Linked DNA regions of Homo sapiens: region 2 is linked to region 1. A link is an interaction called in ENCODE POLR2A ChIA-PET data of the cell type or tissue named here. Cell type or tissue: CD4-positive, alpha-beta T cell. All regions are shown on one strand. Each heading gives the region's core, and the rest is flanking DNA. Links, peaks and the distances in the headings are about the cores only. Region 1 overlaps ATM (ATM serine/threonine kinase). Region 2 overlaps NPAT (nuclear protein, coactivator of histone transcription).

Region 1 (4,444 bases), core at 1-4,000:
TTACTAGCAAAGGGATATGTGATTGCCATGACAAATGAGATCAATCATTAATGGCTCATTTGCTTGGGCCAAGTGCAGGGCCACCTATTTTAATCATATTGTCATAGCAAGTTAAGAAGGAGGACTGGCTCTCTGATAGGCAATTAGAAGTGTGCACCTCATGGAATTCACTGAATTGTACGCTTCAACAATAGATTTTAGCATACGTAGCACCTTCTAATAGAATTAGGAAGAAGTTAAAGATAATCTTAAGAAATCACAGAATAATTTTGACCTTATGCCATGATAAAAAGTTATTTTCTCTTATTTTCTATCTTCTTTATTCTCATGTAACGTTCACATATATTTAAGTAATCAAATAAATTATGGATACTTTGGAATCCCAAAATATTAGATCTGGTAAGGATGTTTAGAATTTATCTAGTTCAGCCTGTTTGCTTTACTGAAAAGAAACTGAAACCCAGAGAGGTTAAGCAACTTCTGTAGGGACAGAGATTTATAGATTATAGTCAAACTCGTGATCAGTGCTCTTTTGATTACCATGTTGATGGAATGTTTAAGTGTAAGTGACTTCTGGGGAAAAGCATATTGATTTAGATACCTATTGCTTAAGCTCATTTTTATATAGTTAAGAGTAGCTATTTAAGATTCTTAATTTGTCCTTTTAGTCAAGAGTAATTTATTGAACACCTGTTATGGGCTAAGCGTTAGATATACAGAGATGAATAACATAAGACTCCTATTCTTAAGTATCACACATTCTAGAGAATACACAGCAAATGTTTATTGGATTAACTGAATTAATGTAAAGGAAAAACAGTTTTTTGGGTTTCTTTGTTTTCCTGTTTTAGAGGAATCGTTTGGTGACTAAAGAGCAAGGATGTACAAGATAACTCAGAAATAAAATATTGCTAAATATATATATATATATATATATATTTTCTGAGACGGAGGCTCACTCTGTCACCCAGGCTGGAGTGCAGTGGCACAATCTTGGCTCACTACAACCTCCACCTCCCAGGTTCAAGCAGTTATCCTGCCTCAGCGTCCTGAGTAGCTGGGATTCCAGGCATGTGCCACCATGCCCGGCTAATTTTTGTATTTTTAGTAGAGACTGGGTTTCACCATGTTGGCCAGGCTGGTCTCAAACTCCTAACCTCGTGATCTGCCTGCCTTGGCCTCCCAAAGTGCTGGGAAACCACCTGGCCCAAATATTGCTAATTTAATATCCTTTAAAATATTTGTTTAAGGGAAACTTAACAGCTTACCCAGCTAGCCAAACGTTGACAATTTTCCTGCCAATTTAGGAAGTAGGACATAGTAACTATTAACAGCCAGTTTATTTTTAGAGTACTATGGAAATGATGGTGATTCTCTAATTAGGATATTGTAAGAGTACCATGTCTATATATTTCCTTTTAGTTTGTTAATGTGATGGAATAGTTTTCAAATTATCCTTTTTTTTTTTTTTTAGGCTACAGATTGCAACCCAATTAATATCAAAGTATCCTGCAAGTTTACCTAACTGTGAGCTGTCTCCATTACTGATGATACTATCTCAGCTTCTACCCCAACAGCGACATGGGGAACGTACACCATATGTGTTACGATGCCTTACGGAAGTTGCATTGTGTCAAGACAAGAGGTCAAACCTAGAAAGCTCACAAAAGTCAGATTTATTAAAACTCTGGAATAAAATTTGGTGTATTACCTTTCGTGGTATAAGTTCTGAGCAAATACAAGCTGAAAACTTTGGCTTACTTGGAGCCATAATTCAGGGTAGTTTAGTTGAGGTTGACAGAGAATTCTGGAAGTTATTTACTGGGTCAGCCTGCAGACCTTCATGGTAAGTTCAGCATGCATTATGTCTGACTTACAGATAAACACACACAGACACACACACACTCACATATCCCTGATCATTTTCATAGTTTGTTACTTCAGTTAAAGATGTCAAATTCTATTTCAGATGCTTTTCTTGTTTGGCCGAGAAGACTTAATAAATGCATAAGTGAATTTAGTTTCAAATGTTGACAAATTATTAAAGACTAATGTTAAGGAATTTCTTTTTTAGTTAAAAAATTTTTAATTGATCTATAATAGAGTTATATATTATCAAGGTACATGTGATAATTTGACACACTCATATGACACACTCATGTAGGGTGATGGGATATCAGCACCCTACGTATCTTTTCTTCATGCTAGGAACGTTTGAATTATTCTCTTCTTGCTGTTTGGAAATGTACAATAGATTAATGTTAACCGTAGTCACCCTACTGATGTATCGGACACCAGGTCTTATTCCTTCTAATTGTATACGTGTATCCAAAAGACTTTCTTTAAAGAATTATGAAGAGTTTAAATTTCTTTTATGTGCAATTTATCATTATTTATTAAATAGCCATGTTTAAATTGTAGTACTATGCACTGTTAATAAACGAGCTATTTTTTAATCAAGAATCTTCCCAAATGTAATCAGACTTTTAACAGTTTTTATGTTCATTTAGTCACCTTAACTAAATGTATGTGCCAGGCACTGTCCTGATAGATAAAGTCTTTGCCCCTCCAATAGCTTGCTTTTCACAATTGTCCTTTGTTTTGTTATAGTCCTGCAGTATGCTGTTTGACTTTGGCACTGACCACCAGTATAGTTCCAGGAACGGTAAAAATGGGAATAGAGCAAAATATGTGTGAAGTAAATAGAAGCTTTTCTTTAAAGGAATCAATAATGAAATGGCTCTTATTCTATCAGTTAGAGGGTGACTTAGAAAATAGCACAGAAGTGCCTCCAATTCTTCACAGGTAATTTAAGTTCATTAGCATGCTGCTGTTTTTTTTGTTTGTTTTATCAGGCTCTCTCCACTTATTTGATGCCAGATGGCTTTATTTTATAATAATAATGCAGAATTTCCCAGATCTAACCTTAATTATTAAATATTATGTTTGTTTTTACAGTTATCTGTGTCTTTATGCCTGATTGCTTCTGAAATAAAGGGTTGTCTCACTGTGAGAATATGGGGGATGTGCATGAAAAATGCACATATAATTCTTTGAGCATTTATGTGTTCCTTTCTGATTTTTTAAATAAGTAAGTCCATATATTTGAGTCATGTAGATCCTGGATCCTTTCTCATAATGGGAGTGTCTTTTGGGTAAAAGATGTTTTATGAATGAGGTGAGGAAACGAGGAAGACAAAACAGGATGTAAGCACTAGGATAAAGGAATGGAGTCCCTCGTCCACTTAACCTTTCCACAGATTGGTAATTGGAACCAAATGATTGGAGAGCAGACCTCCGAATGGATCCAATTAAAGTACTTTTGCTTTAATTTTACAACCTTTTATTTATTTCAGAAATAATGTTAAACATGCTGTTTCTAAACAGTATTGGAAATGATAATAACAATGGTTGTCCTCCTTAAATTGTCCTTTTAGATATTAAGAAATTTAGTATAGATGAAAGCAATTTTAATCTAGGATCCAAATTTTAGAAGTCAAGATTTATAGCTAAACATGGATGTTAAAGTTTAAAGTATTCTTTACATGGCTTTTGGTCTTCTAAGTGAAGCTTTTTGTTTTTCTTTGTAGTAATTTTCCTCATCTTGTACTGGAGAAAATTCTTGTGAGTCTCACTATGAAAAACTGTAAAGCTGCAATGAATTTTTTCCAAAGCGTGCCAGAATGGTATGTTATCTAATAATGCTCTTTATCATTTTAAGCTATAGCTTTAATTACAAAGATGATAATTTTAGCTGGGTAGTAGCTGCATCTTAATAATTGTAAACTAAATTGGTCCAAAAAAATTGCAACTGTTAGCCAGGGAAGAGGTTGTTTTAATTCAGTGATTGTAATCTATGTTATATAACATTAGACCAAGCTTACTATTTTTTAATGCTGTATAGTATAATATGTGACAAGTGCCAATGAGAAAAACTGAATGGTTATGCTGGGAAATTAAGAATATAAAATTTATATGAAATAAGTTCTTAAAGATGTTACCCATTTCTGTACATCAACTATGATTTGACTATTTGTTAGCTTTAAAAACTAATGATAATTGAAAACAAAAATAAATCTAAACCTGAGTTTAGTTGATTGACTCAAGAGACTTAGATTGTATTGCTGTGACTGAAAATGACTCACTGGCACAAACATTCCTTATCTCCCTCAAGAGGGCAAAAGGATGCGTAACTGCTTACCTATACCAGATGTTAAAGGTTTTTAAACCTATGCTCTTTACTTCCTCTGCTTGGTGAAAAAAGGGATATGTTTGCAGACAATGTTATGCTTAACATTTATATCTGGTGTTTTTAAAAATACTTTCTGAATTTGCCTTTGAGATTGTAACTTGTATTTTTTCTCTATCTATTAGTAAAATTTGCTACTGAATAATGACATTTGATATAAGTAGGTCTCAAAGTCCGAAGAAGAGAAGCATTTAA
Region 2 (16,216 bases), core at 6,469-10,468, 51 kb before region 1:
CTTTTTTCTTTACAAGTTAAGAAACCAAGTGGGCATGGGTTCAACGCATCAATTCTGTGAATATGTAATAAAGAGACAGTTGCCTAAGGGAATTCACAGTGGCCTGGGATTAGGTGATTTGTATTCTAACAATATATCTGCCTTTAAATTGCTATGGAAACTTGGAAATGTCATTAAACTACTACATATCTTAGTTTTCTAAATATTTTATTAAAAGTATGCTATTTATTTCAAATTATGTCAGTCAGTAACCTCCACAGTACCAGCAACCTCTAGAGTAATTTCAAAACTGGATGAGTGTTATATAAGTACACTGTGTAGGTCTTAAGAAGATTTAAACCCAAAGTGTATTTGCATTCCAAAATCATTAGGCACATTCTAATAGCTTATTACCTGATCTGAGAAAGTGTATGGTCCAATTTCTTCCATAGAGATGACATTATTGCTGGGACATTATTTGATGTTTCTAAATCATAGGAGAAAAGGTTCTTAATAAACCCAGCTGAAGAAATTTCATCATTCATTCTGAACAAAGACACACAAAAAACCTTGTCTCTCAATTATTGACAGTATGTTGGAAAATGAGAAATAAATCTATGTTGTAAAATAGCTTGCAAAGCTATAATGCGGTTGCTTTCTCTTCTAAAGCCACTGAGTATCAGATACAATATGAGTAGAAATGGACATCTGTAAAATCTCTGAAGCATTTTTTGGCCAATAATTTTACACCTTCATTTTATTAAAAAAAGGAGAAACAATTTTTTGATCTTTGTTCTATCTGATATCATGTGACATATGAAAGTGAATTAAAGTAATCTGTCTTATAATAATTATCATAAAGGTTATGCAAATTCCTTATAAGTGTGGAAATTTAATCCTCAATTTTCTCATATTTAAAAATGGCTTTAAACAATCTCTCTCACTGGGTTATTCTAAAGACTAAATGAGAGGCCGGGCATGGTGGCTCACGCCTGTAATCCCAGCACTTTGGGAGGCTGAGGTGGGCAGATCATGAGGTCAGGAGTTTGAGACCAACCTGGCCAACATAGTGAAACCCTGTCTCTACTAAAAACACAAATATTAGCTGGGCATGGTGGCGTGCGCCTATAGTCCCAGCTACTCGGGAGACTGAGACAGGAGAACTGCTTGAACCCGGGAGACGGAGGTTGCGGTGAGCCGAGATCGCGCCATTGCACTCCAGCCTGGGCAACAGAGCGAGACTCCCGTCTCAAAAAAAAAACAAACAAAGAAAAGACTAAATGAGAAAAAAAACATATGAAAGCACGTAGCACAATGCTTATACACAGACAATGTCAAAAAATGTCAAGCTTCTTTTCCTTTGTTATCATCTTATGCGAATTCTTTAGTGCTAATTGTTTTGTTAATGTTGTAAGCTATTGAAAATAATCAATATTAGAGAATAAGCAGTCAAAACTTTCCCTCTAAAACATCCTTAATTTAGGCAAGTAGAATTTTATATTCTAGTAACTATAAGCCAGTGTATGACTGGCTTCTGTGTTCAGACTTAGACTACATAGAATTAAAATTAAAATGTCAGTTTAAAACTTTTTAACACATAGTGATGTCTGTTTATCAGTGTAGATAACACAGAGGTAAGAGTTTTATTTTACATATTTTTTAAAGGTAGTTTTTGGGTTATTTTTGCTAACATAAAGATTGTTGCAATTTATGTACCACTCAATGTAAACACAAACAAATGGCTGGGGGCAGTGGCTCACACCTGTAATCCCAGCACTTTGGGAGGCCGAGGTGGGTGGATCACCTGAGGTCGGGAGTTCGAGACCAGCCTGACCAACATGGAGAAACCCTGGCTCTACTAAAAATACAAAATTAGCCGGGCATGGTGGCGCATGCCTGTATTCTCAGCTACTTGGGAGGCTGACTGAGGAGAATCGCTTGAATCCAGGAGCTGGAGGTTGCAGTGAGCTGAGATTACGCCACTGCACTCCAGCCTGGGCAACAAGATTGAAACTCCGTCTCAAAAAAAACCAAAAAAACAAAAAACAACAACCAAAAAAACAAAACAAAACAAAAAACCAAAACCCACAAACAAATTAGATGTGTCCCAGAAAAATTTATCTCATTACAACAGGGACAAGTTTTTTCAAGGCTTTTATGAGACATTAATAACCTTTAGAAATCATTTTTAACTAAATCAAGTAGATAAATATTGTATACATCAGCAAAAAAACTCCAAATCAGAACTCTTACCTTTTGTTTTCATAGCTACATACTCATTTAAAATTGTTGTCAAGTTTTTTCCAAATAAGGACTGAAAAGAAAAAGATCAAATATTACCAAAATTGTATAATACTACCAATAATTTCTCACAAGAAAAGATTCTACCATTCAACTTAATAAAAGATCTGACTGCAGAGTAGCGATGAGGAAAGGGTAAAGAAGCAGGTAATCGAAAATGAAAATAGCCACTGAAATTAGGGTTTGCATCCAAGCTTCTAAAGAATCTTGCCTGTTTGACTAGGACATTATAGCTACTTGGGTATCACTGCTTCCAGACCCTCTCAGCAGACAGCTATACATACATGTACAAATGCATATACACAAGCATTTGTATCATCTAGCTGTATATATATATATTAAAATAACTACAGTGTCATACCAATATCTCAGACTATAACCCAACACCACTGGTTTCATTATTATGTTTATTTGTATCTTCTTCCTCACACAGTGAGAAATCTGGCTCCCACTATCTACAATTTGTTATTTGTTCAGAATTGTTAATTTAGAAGAAATCAGAAGGATTTATTTAATATTCATCCACGTTATTGTGTGAATCAATAGCATGTTGCTTTCTATTGCTGAGTAGTGGAGTATTGCTGTTATGAACACATCAGAGTTTGTCAATTTTTGAAAGACATCTTCGTTGTCACCAGTTTTTAAAATTTATTTTTATTTTTTAGAGACAGGGTCTTGCTCTGTCACACAGGCTGGAGTACAGTGGCTGCTCACAGCTTACTATAGCCTCGAACTCCTGGCTTCAAGCCATGTTCCTACCTCAGCCTCCCACAGTGCTGGGATTAAAGGTGTGAGCCATCACGCCTGGCCTGTTTTCAGTATTTTTTTTTTTTTTTTGAGATGGAGTCTTGCTCTGTTGCCCAGGCTGGAGTGCAGTGGCACAATCTCGGCTCACCAAAACCTCTGTCTCCTGGGTTCAAGCGATTCTCCTGTCTCAGCCTCCCGAGTAGCTGGGACTACAGGCGCACGCCATCATGCCCAGCTAATTTTTGTATTTTTAGTAGAGATGGGGTTTCACTATCTTGGCCAGGATGGTCTTGAACTCTTGACCTCGCTATCCACTCGCCTTGGCCTCCCAAAGTGCTGGGATTACAGGTGTGAGCCACCACACTTAGCCTGTTTTCAGTTTTTAGCCACTATAAGCAAACACCAGTGTCTAGGTTTTTCTGTGAGAACAAGTTTTCCAATTGATTTGGGTAATGTGAGTGTTGGTTCACATGAGGAGTACATGCATAATCATATAATCATGTCATAATCATGTCAAACTGTTTTCAAAAGCCACTGTATGACTTTTAATTCTTACCAGTAAGAAACAAGAGTTCCTGCTGCTCTGCATATTTGTGGTGAAGGACTTGCCAGTTTTTAAACCTGTTTTCTTATTTTAGCCATTCTAACAGGAATTAGTATCTCACTGGGGTATTAATTTGCATTTTCTTAATGACTAATGATATGGAAGATCTTTTCATATGCTTATTGCCATCTGTATATTTTCTTTGGTAAAGTATCTTCAGATCTCTTATCCACTTAAAAAATTGTTTGGTTTTTGTTGTTAAGTTTTAAGAATTCTATACATATGTTCTGGGTACAAACCCTTTATCAGACATGTAAGATATAAATATTTTCACCCAGCCTTTTTTTTTTGGGACAGGGTTTTACTCTGTCACCCAGGCTGAAGTGCAGCCGTGCAGTTGTGGCTCACAACAGCCCTGACCTCCTGGGCTCATGCAATCCTCCAGCCTCATCCTCCCAAGCAGCTGGGACTAAGTGCACCACTATACCTGGCTAATTTTTAAAAATTGTTTTCTAGAGATGAGGTCTCACTATGTTGCCCAGGCTGGTACAGAACTCCTGAGTTCAAGCAATCCTCTTGCCTGGGCCTCCCAAAGTGCTGGGATTATAGGCATGAGCCATTGGGTCTGGCCCAGCCTATTTCTTCTAACGTGCCTCTTGTAGAGCAAGTTTTTAATTTTTTATAAAGTTGAATTTGCCTAATTTTTGCCTTTATAGCCCATGCTTTTGGTGTCATATATAAAACTCACTGTCAAATCCAACTTTGCACAATTTTTTTCTTATGTTTTCATTTAGAAGTCTTACGGTCCTGTGTTTTACATTCTGATCCATTTTGGTTAATTTTTGCATAAGGTATGAGGTATTTGTAGAGGTTCTTTTTCTACATATGGATGTCTGAGTGTTCCAGCAACATTTGTTGATAAGACCATCCTTTCTGCAATGAATTGTCTTTAATCCTTTGTCAAAATCAGATGTGTGGGTCTCTACATGGACTTGTATGTGGTTCCACATGCCTAAACTATCAAAAATGCCCCTTCATCTCGATTATCATAGTTTTTTAGTAAGTCTTGAAGTCTGGTAATGTGAGTCCTCCAAGTTGTTCTTTTTCAGAAACTGTTTAGGCTATTCTAGTTTCTTTTCCATTTAAAACTTAGAATTCAGCTTTGTGTTATCTATAAAAATGCTTGCAGGCATTTTGACTGTGAAAAATCTATAATTAAATTGGGAGGAACTAACACCTTAACAATATTGAGTCTCTCAATTTGTACACACAATACAATTCTCCTTTTATTCAGGCCTTAGATCTCAGGCAATTTTGAGCATTTGGATTTCACACATATTTTGTTAGATTATCTCTAAGCATTTTGTTTGTTTGTTTGTTGCTATTATAAACGGGTATTTTCAAAATCCAATTGTTCATTGCAGGCATACGGAATATAATGGATTTGTGTATATTCTGTATTCTATGACCCTGCTTAACTTTAGTTTTGCATCATTTTCAGTTTCCTAAGCAGACATTCATGTTATCTGTGATAGCCTTTAAGGAGCCATGATTAAAATAAAATGGCAAACACCATGTGAAATGATGTAGTTCTGGAAGGTATCCACTATGTACCAAATGATGGTTTGTTGGTCTAGTGATATTTAACAAAAGAGATGACAATAATATATCAAAATATCTGTTTTATATTTGTCTAAAAGGAGCAGCCAGATACAGGTCAGGAAGAAAAAAAAAGGCTTGGAGACAGCAGCAGCGAAACTAATCAGAAACGAGGGTGTCATTTTGAAACTAACTCTCGGAGTCAAAGTTGTAATTCATTTAATAGTTTTGGCATAAATTTGTAAAAAGAAAAGCTGGTCTTCTTTGGGTCTTACCAGTCATGCATGAATATAAACCACCAAATTTCTGCCAATTTCAATTTTTTTTTTCTGATAAGCTGATTTTATGACTATGTTTTTAGTCTCTTGTGTTGATGAAATATTTCCCTTAAGGAACAAATAACTCACCAGTAAGCAGGCTGGAATAAACCCTTCATCTGTACAATGTTCTGCATATTCTTTTAAATCTGAACTTTCCAAAATAAAAGTCTGGCAGGTAGAAATGAGGTTTTCTTGCTGTAAGTAACCTAAATAAAAAATAAAAGTTTAGGTACTTATACTAAATTCTGTACTTTTGGTTAAAACTGCTATTGAAAATGCTGTAGCATGTACTGATGTCACAATTGAAACCTTAGGTGGAATGCTCTAGTGTTTGGCAGCCTTGAACAGAAACACCAGGTTGTGCTGCAATACAAAGTACAGTTCATAGAACAGGTGGCCCTTTCACAAGAAACAATTCTAGCTAAACTAGTAAAATAAAGTGTTTAACAAAGTATAATTACTTCACAGTACTTACAGGAGAACCAATAAATTAATGATAAATAACTATGTCCCTCTACTGCATAACTTCCATAAAGACCAAGTCAGTTGATGGTATAAATTCACTTACTGCGTTATCAGAAAACTATGTTCTCACAACACTGCTATGTATTTGTATACTTCATTTATTTGCCAAATGATTTATAAAAAGAATGAACAGAAGACCTACTCTGCATGAAAGTTGAGACAGGAACTCCCTTAATTCTTAATTTATGCCCTTTGGGAATCAAAGCATTATCAATTCCAACAAGAACATCAACCTTAACTAGTGAAGGAAGGCTAAGGCAGAGTGGGTCAACTGCTTGGCTGAACTAAAGCATGCCCCAAAGCACACACAGACCCCCTTGGCAAACAATGGGATATTAATTTGCTCCCAGTAGTTAAGGAAATCATCATCCAATCAGAGTATCAACTCTTCACAGAATATAGACTGCATAAAATTAGTTCAGCAAACTCACTAGACAAACAGCAACAGCTAAGACAACAACAAACATGGAAGAAGAAAAATCTAATCTCAAGAGTTGTCACATTATATTATTTAAAACATCCTATTTTCCACAAAATATTATGAGATATGCAGAGAAATAAGGAAGTATGGATCATACAGAGTCAAAAAACCAAAAATCTGCCTAGGGAAATCCAGACATTAGACTTGAGACTTTAAATAAGCAATTTTAAATAAGTTGGAAAAACTAAAGGAATCCACGTCTAGAAAATTATGAGAATAATCTCTCACAACATAGAAAATATGAATAAAGAAATACAGTTGATAAGAGCAGGAGACAAACTCCCAAGCAGACGGGTAGGGTACCCGGTGAAACCCGACAACTTTCAAGCCAAAGACAGTCTGAAGCCTGAAAACTGGACTGCCAGTTCTGTGTAGAGCCCATGACCAGAGTGAGAACTTCCTAGATGTCTTTTAGCCAATCAAATGGTGCTTTTTCCAGGTTCACCCATGGACCAATCAGCCTGCACTCTGAGCCCATAAAAACCTCCATTCTGAGCCCATGAAAACCTCAGACTCAACCACACATGGGGACTACCTGCCTTTGGAATCCCCTCTCACATGGAGCTCTACTCACGTTGGGTCCCCTCTCGTGTCGAGAGCTGTTTTGTTGCTCAAGAAAACCCTCTTCCACCTTGCTCACTCCCCAGTGTCCACATAACCTCATTCTTCTTAAACGCAGGACAAGATCTCAGAACCTGCTGAATGGTGGGTGTGAAAGGAACTCTTAACATTGTAGCCCTTCAGCCCTCCGCTGGCACTGGGCAGCTACCCAACAGGAAGCAGGAGTGGGGCTGGGCCAGCCCAGGACTGAAGCAGACTGAAGCAGGGTAGAGGGACGGAATGAGCTGTAACACAAACGAGCTGAAACATGCGCTCCCCTGCCACCTCCGTTTGCCATGCTGTGGGCGGTGGGAAGGAGACAGAGTTGTAACGGTCCTTGGGGGCTCAGACCTCAGAACTCCCTGGGCAACAGCTGGGGCTCTGTGGTTGCTGGTATCTCCAAGTTTTTGGGCGCTGCTGTGTCACCCTCACCCAGACGCCGGCTCCCAAGGTGGAAGACAATCATGGCACAACTGGACCAGCTGCGGGGCTTAATGCAGAGCTGCAGTGGGCATGGAATCCGGGCCAGAAGCAGTCTGCTGGGTCAAGTGGGCAGAGAGGGCCCAGCAATGAGCCTAGAGGCGAGCGAGGCCCAGGCAGGCGCGCCACAGGCCACAGAGATGCTGGACAGCATAGCGGCACTGAATGGATCCTGTGTCATTTCTGGAGGCTTGTCTGGGATCTGTGCAAGGGTAAGAGTGGACCTCTTACACTTTCATTTCTGAGGCTTCTTGCCTTCACATTTTTTTTCCAAAAACGGATGAAGCACTGGGCCTCTGTCAGCCAGTTAAGAGCGAATGGCACAGCTGCAAAGGACAGGCTTGCTGGGGAAGATTTTGTCAAGCCTCTGCCATCACCCTCGGGTACTGGGAATGTTGGCTTTGTTTCAATCCAGTCTCCCTTCACAGAGGTCTAGCCAATGCATAGGATCGGAATAAGGTCCTCGGGCAACTGAAGGCATCTGGCTGAGGCTACACCTCAGTGTTACCTGAAGGCTCCTGGACTGGCCCCAATCCCCAACAGCCCGTTCGGGTGTCAGTCAAGACCTCCAGTCTTTCCTATAGCATTTTCTTTCTCTCTTCCTGGCTCCTATCTCTTCTTCATACACAACGTTAAGGGTGTTGCTGCAAACCACAGTGATAATATTATTGAGTGGAATGAGCATTTTGCTTAGTCATCAGCAGTGTAATTCAGAACAACTTGGTTTTTGTCTGTTCTTAGAAGCAAGAAGGATGCAATGACTGAGAGTTTTCTTTCCCCTGTTGAAGGAATCCATTTGCATTGGGCAAGAGGTTATTTCCCTCAGGCAACTTCCCCTACCTGCGTTTAAGTTGTTTCCGCCCCCGCAATCATGTCAGGAGTCAGCACAGTCCTATGACTACAGGGAGCTTTGCTATGTAAGAGACTGATTTTTTTCCCTCTTGGGAGGCAACTTATTAGGCCAGGCCTCCCCTTCCTTTCTTAGTGTGACTGTGAGGGATGTCTCAGGAAAGCCTTTAATCTGATATTTTTCCCAACCCCTTAGTTATAGTTGAGGGGACCTTTTGTTTACCCATGCCTTTTAAATCATGCCTGAAAGCCCAACTCCTCTGCTAGGCAGGGCTATTTTAGCTGGTACGGGACCCATCATCCTTATGGCTCCAGGACAGACTCTTTGTCTCACCCTAGTGCAGACCAATATTAATTAACCCAGAAGTCTGGGCAACTGAAAGGAAAATTGGTGCAGCCACAACTGCCATACTGGTCTAGGTCCACCTTAAGGATCCCACCTCCTTCTCTAACCAGAGACAATATCCCCTAAAACCAGAAGTTAGGAAAGGGCTAGAAGCCATCACTGATAACTCAAGGATGCAGGGCTTCCTTAAACCCTGCAACAGCCCTTGTAATACTCTGATATTGGATGTACAAAAACCCAACAAAGGAAGGAGACTGGTCCAAGACCTCTGCCTCATTAATGAGGCTGTGGTTCCAATCCATATGGTGGTTCCCAATCCCTATACCCTACTAACTCAAATACTTGAGGGAACTAAATGGTTCACAGTCCTGAACCTAAAAGACATCTTTTTCTGCATACCATTACACCCCAACTGCCAGTATTTATTTGCATTCAAAGATCCATCCAACCAGACCACAAAGCTAACCTGGATGGTGTTACCGCAGGGATTCTAAGACAGCCCCCAGCTGTTTGGGCAGTTCCTTTATCCTCAGGTGAAAGTTTTACAATATGTAGATGACATTCTCCTTTGCGTTCCAATTGAGGAAGTCTCAGGAGGACAGTAAGGCTTGTCTTAATTTTCTGGCTAACAGAGGATATAAGGTCTCAAAATCTAAGGCTCAGCTCTGTCAGACTTCAGTGAAGTACCTAGGTCTAGTCTTGTCAGAGGGGACCAGGGAACTAGGTGAAGAAAGAATTAAGTCCATCTCCTCTTTTCCTCTCCCCAAAACCCTCAAGCAACTGAGAGGATTCTTGGGGATTACAGGACTATGGATACCTGGGTATGGTGAAATAGTTTGTCCCTTATATCACATAATAAAGGAGACTCAGGCAACTAAGACTCACTCCCTAATTTGGGAACCAGAGGCTAAAAGGACCTTTGACCAACTGAAACAAGCCTTGCTTGAGGCACCAGCCCTTAGTCTTCCCATAGGGAAGACATTCAATCTTTATGTATCAGAAAGGAAAGGAATGGCCCAGGGAGTTCCAACTCAGGCCCAAGGTCCAGCCCAGAAACCTGTAGGTTACCTAAGCAAGGAGCTGAATTTGGTAGCTAAAGGATGGCCAGCCTGCCTCCGGGCAGTCACAGCAGTAACCTTGTCAGTACCAGAGGCCACTAAGGTGACCATGGGGTATAACGTAACCATTTATACTCCACATAATGTGGCAGGACTGCTGTTCTCTAAGGGGAGGCTCTGGGTAGTGGATGACCATCTCCTCAAATATTAAGCTGTGCTATTAGAGAGATCTGCAGTTAAGAATCTGTCCTTCCCTAAACCCAGCAACTTTCCTCCCAGAGAAAGCTGGGGAGCTTGAACATGACTATGAACAGATAGTAGTGCAAACCTATGCGGTCAGAGAGGACCTTGAAGAAACCTCCTTAGAGAACCCAGACTGGACTCTCTTTACAGATGGAAGTTCTTTTGTGGAATAAGGGATCCATAAAGCAGGGTATGCAATAGTCACCCTAAATGATATTATTGATAGCATGCCTCTCTCCTCAGGCACAAGTGATCAACTAGCTGAGGTAACTGCCCTCACAAAGGTGCTTGAATAAAGCAAAGGGAAAGCAGTTAACATTTATACTGATTCTAAGTATACTTTCCTAGTCCTCCCTGCCCATGCCACTATCTGGAAAGAAAGGGACTTCCTCACAGCTAATAGGTCTCTCATACCACCAGGAAATTAAGATATCATTATCCTCAGTTTTCCTTCCATGGGAAGTGGCAATATTACATTGTAAAGGCCACCAAAAGTGAACAGATGAAATAGCTGAGGGAACTAAGGTGGCAGACCAAGCAGCTAAGTCGGCAGCAAGAGGGCCCCAGATTTCTGATCCACTTGAGGCCCCTCTGATCTGGGAGGGCTCCAAGAGAAATAAAACCTCAATATTCTCCTGTGGAAATAGAATGGGCCACCTCTCAGGGACACACCTTTCAGCCCTCGGGATGGCTGCAATCAGAGGACAGCAAACTTCATCTACCAGCTACCAGCCAGGTAGTTCTTAAAAGTTCTTAAAATCCTTCAGCAAGCCCTCCACCTAGGTAAGCATAAAACCTATCAATTGGCCCAAATGTGGTTTTCAGGTAAAAATCTGCTAAAAATGGTCAAAAAGGTCACTAATGCTTGTGAGACTTGCCTTAGAAATAATCCCCTCAAGCAACATCTTCTCCCTTCTGGAACCCAAATAATGGGAGGTTACCCAGGGGAAGACTGGCAGATAGATTTCACCCCTATGCAGAAGACGAGAGGCATCCACTACCTCCTAGTGTGGGTAGATATCTTCACTAACTGGGTAGAAGCATTTCCATGTTGGACACAGAAAGCCTCTGAGGTGATAAAAGTACTAATTAATGATGTAATTATTCGTTTTGCACTTCCTAAACACCTCCAGAGTGATAATGGGCCTTACTTCAAGGAGGCTGTCACCCGGGGGTCTCAAAGGCAGTAGGCATACAATACTATCTTCATTGTGCTAGGAGACCACAATCTTCAGGAAAGGGAGAAAAGACAGATGATATTATCAAAAGGTACCGCAGAAAACTGTCTTGAGAGACTCATCTGCCCTGTATTACTTTTCTTCCCATAGCCCTACTACATGTCAGAAACACCCCTTCAAAGCTGGGTTTAATTCCCTTTGAAATGATGTACAGACGACCTTTTCTCACCAATGATTTCTTGCTAGACCAAGAAACCTCTGATTAGATTACATGTATAACATCTTTGGCCCATTTCCAATAGGAACTGAAACAACTGTCAGAGGCCCAATTCTGTGAACTAGGGCCATCTCTATTCAACCCAGGGGACATAGTACTGGGTAAAGGCACTTCCTACCCTCTCTCCCTCTCTAGGTCGGCACTGGGAGTGACCTTATACCATACTTCTTTCTACTCCTATGGCAGTAAATGTCACTGGAAAATATTCTTAGATTCATCATACTCGAGTAAAGGCCTGGGAAAACTGACGGAATTATCTCTGTTGACCTGTAACAGTACCCGAAGTACCAGTGTGAAAAAATCAGAGACCTCAAGCTAAATGACAAAAGGTTAAGTGTCATTAACCTACCATGAACATCCTCTTTATAGTCTCTCCTAGGCTTGCTCTTCTCACCCTTGTTCTGTTCCTCACAAGGCATCTTTGCCAAGGACCCCTTAATCCTGAACCCCCAAGGGATTATATACTCCCCTAAACAGTTATTTTTCTTCTAAAGTTTAACTGTCCCCATACAAGATTTAATTTCTTTCACTAGGGTGAAACAGCTCTAGCCATAACATTGTTTCAGCATGTTTAGTCTATTTTGCTCCTTATTTCTGTTATCTTTGGGACTACATTTTTCCCTTCTAGCTCCTCTTTGTATAATACACATATTTGGTCCATGTATATTTAACCTCCTTGTAAAATTTGTTTCTTCTCAATTAGAGATCATTAAACTCCATATGGTCATGCAAATGGAGCCTCAGACGATGGCTCCCTTTTACTGGGAACTCTTAGGCCTCTGAGAGAGATCAGACTGCTGTTTTTGCAAAACAGCACCCCGTCAGCAGAAAGCAGCAATTGTGGTCATTGTCCTTATCCTAATGGCAGTTAGATGTACTTCTTCAGAGGGAGGATTGATAGCAGCAAGAGACAAATTCCCAGGCAGACAGGGGTGGGTCCATGGTGAAACCCAACATTCAAGTCAAAGGTGGCCTGAAGCCTGAAAACTGCATGCCAGTTCCGGACAGAGTCCACAACTAGAATGAAAACTTCCTCGATGCCTAAGGCCAATCCAATGCCCGCCCACAGACCACTCAACATGCACTCCCACATTCTGAGCCCATAAAAACCCTGGACTCAGCAACACGTGGGGTTACCTACCTTTGGGACCCCTATCACACAGAGGGTTATCCACTTTGGGTACCCTCTCATGTTGAGAGCTGTTCTGTTGCTCAATAAAAATCCTTTTCCACCTTGCTCAGTCTCTCATGTCCATGTAATCTCATTCTTCTCAGATGCGGGACAAAACCCTGGAACCTGCCGAACCTGCCGAACCTGCAGAACCTGCCGGTGGGAAAGGGGCTATAACATTGTAGCCCTCCTGCCTTCTGCCAGGAGCGGACAGCCGCCCCACATGACAGGAAGCAGTGGCAGGGCCAAGCAGGCCCAGGAGCCGCAAGCCAGAGTGGGGCAGTGGGCCTGAATGAGCTGTTAACACAAATGAGCTGAAACACATCCCCCTATCATTCGCTGCCTTGTGGATGGCACGAAGGAGACAGAGTTGTAACAGTCCTTTGATCTGAGGAATGGAAACAAATCCAGAATGATGAAAAGTGAACAGAGTCTCAGAGACCTAAGGGATGCCATCAATTTTACCAACAAAAGCATAATGGAAATCCTAGAACGACAGAAATGCCAGAAAGAATATTTGAAGAAATAATGTCTAGAAACGTGCAAATTTGAGAAAAAACTTAATCTACACATGAAGGTAGCTCAACAGTCTCTAAGTAGGATAAACTAAAAGAGATCCATACCTAGACAGACCATAATCAAACTGAAAATACAAAGACAAACAAAATCGTGAAAGCAGTGAGAAACAACTCATCACATACAAGGGTTTCTCAGTAAGACTGACAGCTGATTTCTCACCAGAAACCAGAAGTAGTGAGATGATATTCAAAGACTTGATATTTACTTTGATTGTTGAAGAAAAAAGATAAAAAACTGATAGCAAAAAAAGGTCAACCAAGAATTTTCTTTTCTTTTTGAGACAGCGTTTCACTCTGTTGCCCAGGCTGAAGAGCAGAGGAACCATTATAGCTCACTGTAGCTTTGAATGCTGGGGCTCAATCGATCCTCCCACCTCAGTCTCCCAGGTAGCTGGGATGACAGGAACTCACAACTATGCCTGGCTAATTAAATGAAAAAATTTTTAATAGAGATGGTGTCTCACTATATGTTGCCTAGATAGGTCTTGAACTCCTAGCCTCAAGCGATCCTCCCACCTTGGCCCCCACAAAGTGCTGGGATTACAGGAGTAAGCCACCACAGCCAGCCTCAAGGAAGAATTCTATATCTAACAAGACTCCAAACTAAAACTTTAAAAATTGTATGTTATCAAATAAACAACTAAAAGAATTAGTTGCTAGCAGATTTTCCCTGTAAGAAATACTAAAGGGGGACTCCTTCAGGCTAAAATGAGATGATACTGGAGAGTAACTTGATAACAACATAATATAAAGCAGTATAGGTTAGGTGCAGTGGCTCATGCCTGTAATCCCAGCACTTTGAGAGGTTTAGACGGGTGGATCACTTGAGGCCAGGAGTTTGAGACCAACCTGGCCAACACAGCAAAACCCCATCTCTACTAAAAATACAAAAAAATTAGCTAGGTGTGGTGGGACTCGCCTGTAATCTCAGCTACTTGGGAAGCTGAGACATGAGAATCTCTTGAACTGGGGAGGCAGAGGCTGCAGTGAGGCGAGATCATGCCAAGGCATTCCAGCCTGGGTGACAGAGCGAGACCCTGTCTCAAAAATACATAAATAAATAAATAAAAATAAAATAGTATAAGTGTTTGTTGTACGTAAACTTTCTTCCCCAACTCTGCTTAAAAAGATAACTGTACACAACAATATGGGCATATAATGTATGAAGGTGTAATTTATATGACCTTAAAAACATGATCCAACTATATGCTGTTGTCACAGGATCCTTAGGGTGTCGCTTTTCCAGTTCGAAACCTCTGTGGCTGGTGGTGCCTTTGCCTGAGTTTTGCTAGGGCCTGCTGGGTTTGTTCCGCCCACTTGGCCAAGCAGGCTGTGTTTGGCTCATGCTACTGGGCCTAATCCCATGCCTGCTGGTGGTGAGCCAGGCATGAAGCAGTGAGGGGTGTATGAGTGAGCTCAGCCACCGAGCATAGTCAGGCATGTTGGATGCAGTAGGGCGGGCATATCCAGGCACTGGCTCCCTGTGAGGTTGCATCTGGATCAGACATACCACAGTGGCTTCCACTGTGGGTACTGGGGAACGTAGTGGCACCCTGAAGCTTGGAGACATCAAGAATCCCAGAGCCCCAAAGAGGGTGTCACAACCCTGGTTTGGGGAGCTCTTAGGTCTGGGCTCCCCAAAGGGCCTCAGCTCTTCTTTCCTTCTCATTGTCTGCAACGTGGTGAGCAAGGGGGCATGTTTCAGCCCTGTTTTACAGATCTTTCAGTCCCGCCTTTCAGTGGGTCCCATGTTATTATCCTGCGTCCAGGAAGAATGAGGTTCACGGTCAACTGGAAGGTGCTCAAGGCGGAGAGGAGCTTCACTGAGTGACAGAACAGCCCTCAGGAGACCTGCAGTGGGTAGCTCCTTTCCGTAGGCAGGTCGTCCCCACGAGTATCCAGCTCTCAGTGGAGAGGATACCCACAGTGGGAAGCTCCTTTCTGCAGTGCCTTTCTGTGCAGGCAGGTCATCCTGATGAGTGTCCAGCTCTCAACAGAGAGGAGACCCACAGTGGGTAGCTCCTTTCTGCAGGCAAGTCATCCTGACGAGTGTCCAACTCTCAGTGAATAGAGCTGCAGTGGGTAGCTCCTTTCTGCAGGCAGGTTGTCCCAACAAGTGACCAGTTCTCGGTGGAGATGAGACCCACAGTGAGTAGCTCCTTCTCACAGCTGGTAGTCCCAACATCTCTGTGAGTCTGGCTGAGTCTGGGGTTTTTATGGACCTCAAATGGGAGTAAGTATGTGCTGATGGGTCCATGGACAGCCATGGGTGGGTGCAGAAAAAGCACCATAAATTCTCACTCTGGGCCATGGATCTGCAGTCTGGCCCCCAGGCTTTAGCTGTCTCTGGCTTGAAGGTGTGGCTTCACCAGGGGCCTGCCCCTTTCCACCTAGGAGACCATCTGCCTCCTGCCACCATCAACCTGACATCCAAGGTGCCCACGGTGCTTAGGCTGTTCATGCCAAGGGGCAGGCCCATGCCGAGTTGCCCTCAGCCTCACCCTTGGCCTCCCTCATGTGCTCATCAGAGCTCAAAGTCCAGAGGGGGACCGAGGCAGCATGAGGCTGGTGTGTTGGTGCTGCCCCTAGTGTGCACACACCCAGCCAGGTCCCGACAGCAGCAGGCTCAGCCTCAACTTTACTTTGAAATCGGAGTGGGCACCGGGAGCAGGGAGAGGCCAGGCAGCGGGAGTAGGCGCTTCCAAGCCTGCAGGGAAAGGGGGGCTTCCCTGGCCCCCGAGAGTGCAGGGATGCCTGCTCCACAGCTGCAGCTGCACCTGGGAGGGCAGGGCTCCTGCCCATCCAACTTGGAAGGGGACAGGGCACCCATCTGTTCCCAGCTCCTGCTGCCCTGTGGAGCACACAGCCCTGGCCACACCTCCCGTGCTGCAGCCGGCGTCTTGGCACCAGGTGCTGGACTGATTCAAAGACACAAACAGG

What was found. Peaks named below come from ENCODE experiments on the same cell type or tissue, not always from the same donor. Only the 100,000 strongest peaks of a DNase experiment are listed, where the experiment ranks them.
Region 2: POLR2A ChIA-PET joins it to region 1 with 5 read pairs; 3 of 35 experiments call an interaction of 5 or more read pairs at or near these places.

Annotation. Positions count from the first base shown.
Region 1 is chr11:108,249,227-108,253,670 of GRCh38, forward strand. ATM (ATM serine/threonine kinase) reads left to right here. Exons shown (of 63, transcript NM_000051.4): 10 at 1,475-1,846; 11 at 2,611-2,805; 12 at 3,591-3,686. Among named protein-coding and RNA genes, the nearest start is that of ATM, 28 kb to the left of the region's middle. In CD4-positive, alpha-beta T cell, for the core only: no CTCF peak of the experiment used is centred there; no DNase peak of the experiment used is centred there.
Region 2 is chr11:108,191,725-108,207,940 of GRCh38, forward strand. NPAT (nuclear protein, coactivator of histone transcription) reads right to left here. Exons shown (of 18, transcript NM_002519.3): 2 at 5,578-5,696; 3 at 2,233-2,293; 4 at 394-466. Among named protein-coding and RNA genes, the nearest start is that of NPAT, 23 kb to the right of the region's middle. In CD4-positive, alpha-beta T cell, for the core only: no CTCF peak of the experiment used is centred there; a DNase peak (open chromatin) is centred at 8,427.